Regions from separate parts of the Mus musculus genome. Here region 1 is linked to region 2. The links are chromatin loops, found by intact Hi-C in ENCODE. Cell type or tissue: left cerebral cortex. All regions are shown on one strand. Each heading gives the region's core, and the rest is flanking DNA. Links, peaks and the distances in the headings are about the cores only. Region 1 has its middle 2.2 kb from the start of Ly6g5c. Region 2 overlaps Vwa7 (von Willebrand factor A domain containing 7).

Region 1 (2,906 bases), core at 160-2,659, 85 kb after region 2:
CACTGTTCCCGGGGTAGGTTGAAGATTTACTCCAAGCCCCATGAAGAGAAAATGTTTCCTCTAAAGCTGTCAAAACTGAGCAAGGACCCTGAGGGAGGGGGCCCAGCTATTTCAGAAAGCCGGGTCTCCACTTGTCTGACTATCCATCCATGCATGCATGCATCCATCCATCCATCCACCCTACCTCCTTATTACCATCGTCATTAACATTCAGCTAAAGGCTCTGTTTCTCTGAGTGACTTCTCTCACAGAAGCTGGCTCTCCAAGGCCGTCACCACAGCCTGCCCCTCGTGTGTGTATCTCTTGTTATCTGTGATGGCGCACATTCTGCCCTCAGATCCTGCCTACTTCATCGCTTGGCTGTTCACCTTCTGATATGCCTTGTCACAAGGCTGGGCACTCAGCATGGATGTGGTCATCTGCTACTGTCCTGTGATGACTGTTGCAGCAAAGCTGTTGTCCTAGAAACAATGGGTCTGGGCCCTGGGTCCTCACTAGCCGTCTCCAACAGCTGACAGAAAAGAAACAAGGGGCTGGGGTGGTCAGGAGATGACTCGGTGCCTCTAGCCCACCTGGAGTTGGAGTCTCAGCACTCTCATGGTGGCTCACAACTGTCTGTAACCCCACACCATCTTCTGTCTTTTTTTTTCTTCTTCTTCTTCCCTGAGACAGGGTTTTTCTGTATAGCCCTGGCTGTCCTGGAACTCACTTTGTAGACCAGGCTGGCCTCGAACTCAGAAATCTGCCTGCCCCTGCCTCCCGAGTGCTGGGATTAAAGGCGTGCTCCACCACGCCCGGCTCCATCTTCTGTCTTTTACAGGCTCTGTGTACACTGTGTACAGACACATCCATGTGTGTAAACTTTTTAAAAACATTAATAGAAAAAGAAACGAGGGCTCTAGGCACACTACAAAGAAAGGCCCACTGTCCCCTGAAACACTTCAGGGCTGTGGCCATCCCTGGCTCGTCTCATGGCCCTGAGCTCCAGAGTGACTCCTTTTCTCCCTTTGCAACAGGGACTGAACCTTTGCAGCTTCAGAGTGTGTCCTGTGCTGATCTCTGGCACTAAGTGCTCATTCACTCAACAGACATTTGCATCTTGTATCAGAGGGTGCCAGATATCTCCCCAGTCCTCCAACATTTTAGGTTTCATTCCGGCCGGGCAGTGGTGGCTGCACACCTTTAAACCCTGTCTCAAAAAACCAAAAAAGTTTCATTCTGGTTCTCAGAAACATAAACCCCAGCTCCTCCCCTTCCCACTGCTCCCCCACTCCCCACCCATCTTTCAGGGCTTCGGTTTGTCCTCCATTGGTTTCCCCCTTAGTCCTGAGATGTGATGATTCCTGGAAAGTTCTTACAGTATGGGGGTGGGGTGGGGGCACTAGAGCAGGAAGTGTCTCCTGTAATGCAATGTGGCTTAAAGAAAAAACAAACAAGTCTCAAGCCTACAACCTACCTGGGGAGAAGGAAAGAAGCAAGCAAGCCATCTAGCCGGGGCCTAGAGAAGGACATGTTTGCAGCGCCACCTTCTGTGGACGCAGCATTAATCGCTGAGCACCCACTGGTGCACTGGCTCCAAAAAAAAAACGGGTGTCCATGCCTGCCAATCACCTACGGGGCTGCGTTTGTAGGGGGGCCAGCCAGAGCAGATGCTCTGTGAGCCGTGGAGTGGGGACTCTGAGCACTGAGTCTGTGGGCGTGGAGACTGGATGTCTGACCTGCAGCCCAGCTTCGCTGCACACAAAGAAAGGTCCTGGTCACTTCTTTGTGCAAGTCTGCTCCGCCTCTTTCATCCCAACTTCTGGTTCTGCCTGACACCAAACCTGTCCATCAGTTTTAACCCTGAATCTACCGTAAAGCTCAGGGTTATGGTTCCTGTCATCCCAGTTTAGGGAGACTATGGCAGGAGGGTCAGTCCAAGGGGAGCCTGGGTTACTCAGGCCAGATCTGTTACAGAGTCAGATCTTGTCTACAAGTTTTAAAAAACAAAACAAATAAACAAAAAACCACAATATTTACTTCTATCCATTCATAACAACTCCGACATCACCTCGCTTCCAAAAACCTATGTCACCATCTTATGACTAAACTTGGGAATTGCACTCTGGTCTGGTTTCACACCCTATACTATGGATTTAACCTAGGTCTGTGATGTATGCTAGGCTAAGCAAGCAACACAACTAACCAGGCTGGCCTCAGATTCACAGTGATGACAGAATTAAAGGTGTGTCCCCACACACCCAGCTTATTTTACTTTTATTTTGAGACAAGTTTACACGAAATTATCCAGGCTCCTTTTGGACTTGTAGCTCAGTCAAGTCCTTTTTTTTTTTTTTTTTTTCTTTTTTCGAGACAGGGTTTCTCTGTGTAGCCCTGGTTGTCCTGGAACTCACTCTGGAGACCAGGCTGGCCTCGAGCTCAAAAGTCTGCCTGCCTCTGCCTCCCAAGTGCTGGGATTAAAGGCGTGCACCACCATCAGTCAAGTCTTAAAACCTGCAGTCCTCCTGAGCATCCGAGTAGCTGGAAAGACAGGCCAGTGCCAGTAGGCAGACTGGCTTCTGCTCTTAACCCCTTTATTATCCAGGATGCAACAAAGGCAGAACTTTACAAAACATCTGGCCACATTACCTCTCTGTCTTAACCTTATGGGATTCATAGCCGCTATGTCTCAAGATCTCCATGCCAGGATCCAGGTCAGAAACTTGTCTCTCCCAGCCTCCAGATTAGGATCACACGTGATCCTTCCAATTCTGGATTGTAGTTCATTCCAGATATAGTCAAGTTGACAACCAGGAATAGCTACTACAACATGTATGTGCATACATACAGACAGACACACAAACACACCAACTGAAGGGGGTCAGAGAGAGTGAGACCCAGCATGACCACTCACTGTCCTTGACTCT
Region 2 (2,906 bases), core at 257-2,756:
GGCTGCAGAAGTGGCACTCCTGGCCTCCATCGAGGCCTTCAGCCTCCTGCGAAGCCGCCTGGGCGACAAGGCTTTCTCCAGGTGGGTGGCCTCGTGGAGTCAGGTTCCCTGATGGGTCGGTGCTCCTGCCTGCGGGAACTGAGGCATTGGGGACGAATGCGGAAACTTCACTGCTCCTCTGACTTGAACCACAGGCTGCTGGACATCACCCCAGCTTCCAGCCTGAGCTTTGTCCTGGACACCACAGGCAGTATGGGCGAGGAAATCAACGCAGCCAAGATCCAGGCTCGCCGCATTGTGGAGCAGCGTCAAGGCAGCCCCATGGAGCCTGTTTTCTATATCCTAGTGCCCTTCCACGACCCAGGTAGCGGTGGTCTACAGGGATGATGGTGGGAAGGAGGGCCCAGGACAGAGGCTGGAGACCTCCCTCTGGTGAGGAGGTGGGCCTCAGGGCCATTCTACCTGTTGTCCTGAGTGAGCCTCTACTGGGTACCTGTGTCCATGTAGACAATAAGCTGCTTCTGCTATCTCTAAAATGGTAGGGGGCGGTTTCACAAGTCCAGTGCCTGCTTAGGCACCTGCCTCTGGCTTCCTTAGACTTCTGTGCTAATAGAATATGCCTTTTGGGTTCATTTTGTTTTAAACCATGGGTGGCTGTTTCGCTTTCATGTTGGTCTGCGTATGCACACGTATGAAGGACAGGAAAGGGTGTCAGATCCCCAGGAACCGGAGTTGGTGGTCCCGAGTCACCCAATATGGAGTGGAACTCAGGTCCTTGCCCCAGGGCAGCGACACTCTTACCTGCTGAGCCGGCTCCCCAGGCTGCTGCTGAGGTCAGAGATAAGATGAAGGTGTATGGGGAGGTTAGAGAGTACCACTCCTACATCTTCCCACTGAGCCCAAAGTCAGCTTACCTGGCCTGGCTCTACTGGTCTTACTGCACCCTTGGGCTGGCCATCTAATCCTTCTGTGCTATAGCCTCTATAAAACGGCCAGTGCGTGCATGCCTGGTTTAATCCTCCTGGATGGAGAACTCCTGCAGGGGGTAGTGTCTGATATTAAGTAGGGACTTAGTGTGTGCTTGTGGACACATGCGTCAATAACCTCATAGTACCGTGTCCGGGCGTTTACAAATGCAGGGCTCATTCAGTTCTCCCAAGGAGCCTCTCAGGTGAGTTCTATCCTTTTCTCTCATTACATTTTAAAGGTGAGGACTGGAGAAATGGTTCAGCAGCTAAGAGTACTTGCTACTCATGCAGAGGACCTGGGTTTTGGTGTTCCGTATTGGTATCCACCTCGGGGTAGAGGCTCACAGCTCCCTCATGGCCTCTATTCTCCTCATCCACCTGACCTTCCTTTCCTCTTGCCCAGGGTTTGGCCCCGTCTTTACAACCAGCGACCCGGACAGCTTTTGGCAGAAACTCAACGAGATCCATGCCTTGGGGGGTGGAGATGAGCCAGAGATGTGCCTGTCTGCCCTGGAGGTCTTGACTCTCCTTCCCTCTCCCGCCTCTCCCTTTCCCTCTTATCCTGCCCTTCCAGGCCCCGCCACCAGGGGGAGCCAAGAGCTAGCAAGGCTCCCTTCTCTTCCCCCAACCCCCTCACCATCCTCCCATCCTCTATCCTCGGTTCCATCAGCTTCCTTCCAGGGTCATGCTCCCTTGCGCTCTGCCCTCCCTGGCTCTACCCTGCTGCCCACCATTTTAAACATGAGCCTTTTTTTCTCCTGGCCAGCTAGCCCTGTTGCACACCCCTCCCCTCTCTGACATCTTTGTCTTCACTGATGCCTCACCCAAGGATGCTCTTCTTACCAACCGGGTGGAATCCCTGACTCGGGAGAGGCGCTGCAGGGTGAGCGCAGTGCTAGCAACCTGAGTATGGGAAAGAGAGCGGCCTCATGGGAGGTCACCCCCCTCCCCCGCCCCGCATCTTTAACAGAGTGGGAGGCCGTGCCCTTATTAAACGGATCCAATAAGCCATTCAGAGAACCCGTTGTGAGGGTCTCTGCAGTCACCAGGGTAGACAGAAACAAGTGAAGCAAGAAGGTTCAACATCTAGAATCTGACCCTGGGTGGTTTATTTTAGGCATTTTAAATATCCAGTGCAACTCTGGGGAAAGGTTTCCTGGTAACACTTGTCACAGTAAAGCTTTGCAAAGGACATGTGACTTCCTACTTAAGACTGGGAAACAATGCTCAAGATAAGGAAGGCCTAGGGAGGAAGAGTCTGAGATAAACCCCGAAGTCTGGAAGACTCGGTGAGGCCTGGCCCTACAGATAGCACAGAGCACAAGCTCTTAACTCCCACTTCCCCAGAGGATAGACATCTCTTCCGTTGAGGAGACAACCATTCATTCCCGGTATCTGCAGAGCTTATCTGTGAGCACAAGGACCTTTTCCCTCTGCATCAGGCAAACAAGGGCGGGCCTAGCTCTGTGGTGTCTAAATCTGATGCACTGGGTCTAATCCTTAGTACAACACACAAGAAGTAAATGCCAGTATGTATAAAGACAGAATTAAAACAAAGCCAGGAAATGAATCTCTGGGAAACTCCTTCCGAGGTGTGGTTAGAGCTCTCCCAAGGGCTGTTTCACTGGGAGGTCCCACCCACCACATCAGCATCAGCCAGGGGGCAGACAGCTCTAGAAAAAGTGGGGCAGAAGGACCTTCATTAACAATGCAGGCTGATTGGGAGGCAGAGGCAGTCAGATTTCTGAGTTCGAGGCCAGCCTGGTCTACAGAGTGAGTTCCAGGACAACCAGGGCTATACAGAGAAACCCTGTCTCGAAAAATCAAAAAAACAAAAAACAAAAAAACAATGCAGGCTGAGCTTCCTGGATACACCAAGCATTGGGTTGTCATTTGGCCACAGGTGACATTTCTAGTAACTGAAGACCCATCGAGGAC

What was found. Peaks named below come from ENCODE experiments on the same cell type or tissue, not always from the same donor. Only the 100,000 strongest peaks of a DNase experiment are listed, where the experiment ranks them.
Region 1: a loop joins it to region 2, with 9 times the contacts of the local background. A loop is called at or near these places in 29 of 42 quality-filtered maps.

The regions. Positions count from the first base shown.
Region 1 is chr17:35,104,631-35,107,536 of GRCm38, forward strand. No RefSeq gene overlaps it. Among named protein-coding and RNA genes, the nearest start is that of Ly6g5c, 2.2 kb to the right of the region's middle. In left cerebral cortex, for the core only: CTCF peaks have their summits at 1,531 (motif pointing left) and 2,090; DNase peaks (open chromatin) are centred at 1,544 and 2,103.
Region 2 is chr17:35,019,777-35,022,682 of GRCm38, forward strand. Vwa7 (von Willebrand factor A domain containing 7) reads left to right here. Exons shown (of 17, transcript NM_138582.1): 6 at 1-81; 7 at 195-364; 8 at 1,372-1,484; 9 at 1,735-1,851; 10 at 2,872-2,906. Among named protein-coding and RNA genes, the nearest start is that of Vwa7, 4.7 kb to the left of the region's middle. In left cerebral cortex, for the core only: a CTCF peak has its summit at 1,551 (motif pointing right); a DNase peak (open chromatin) is centred at 1,558.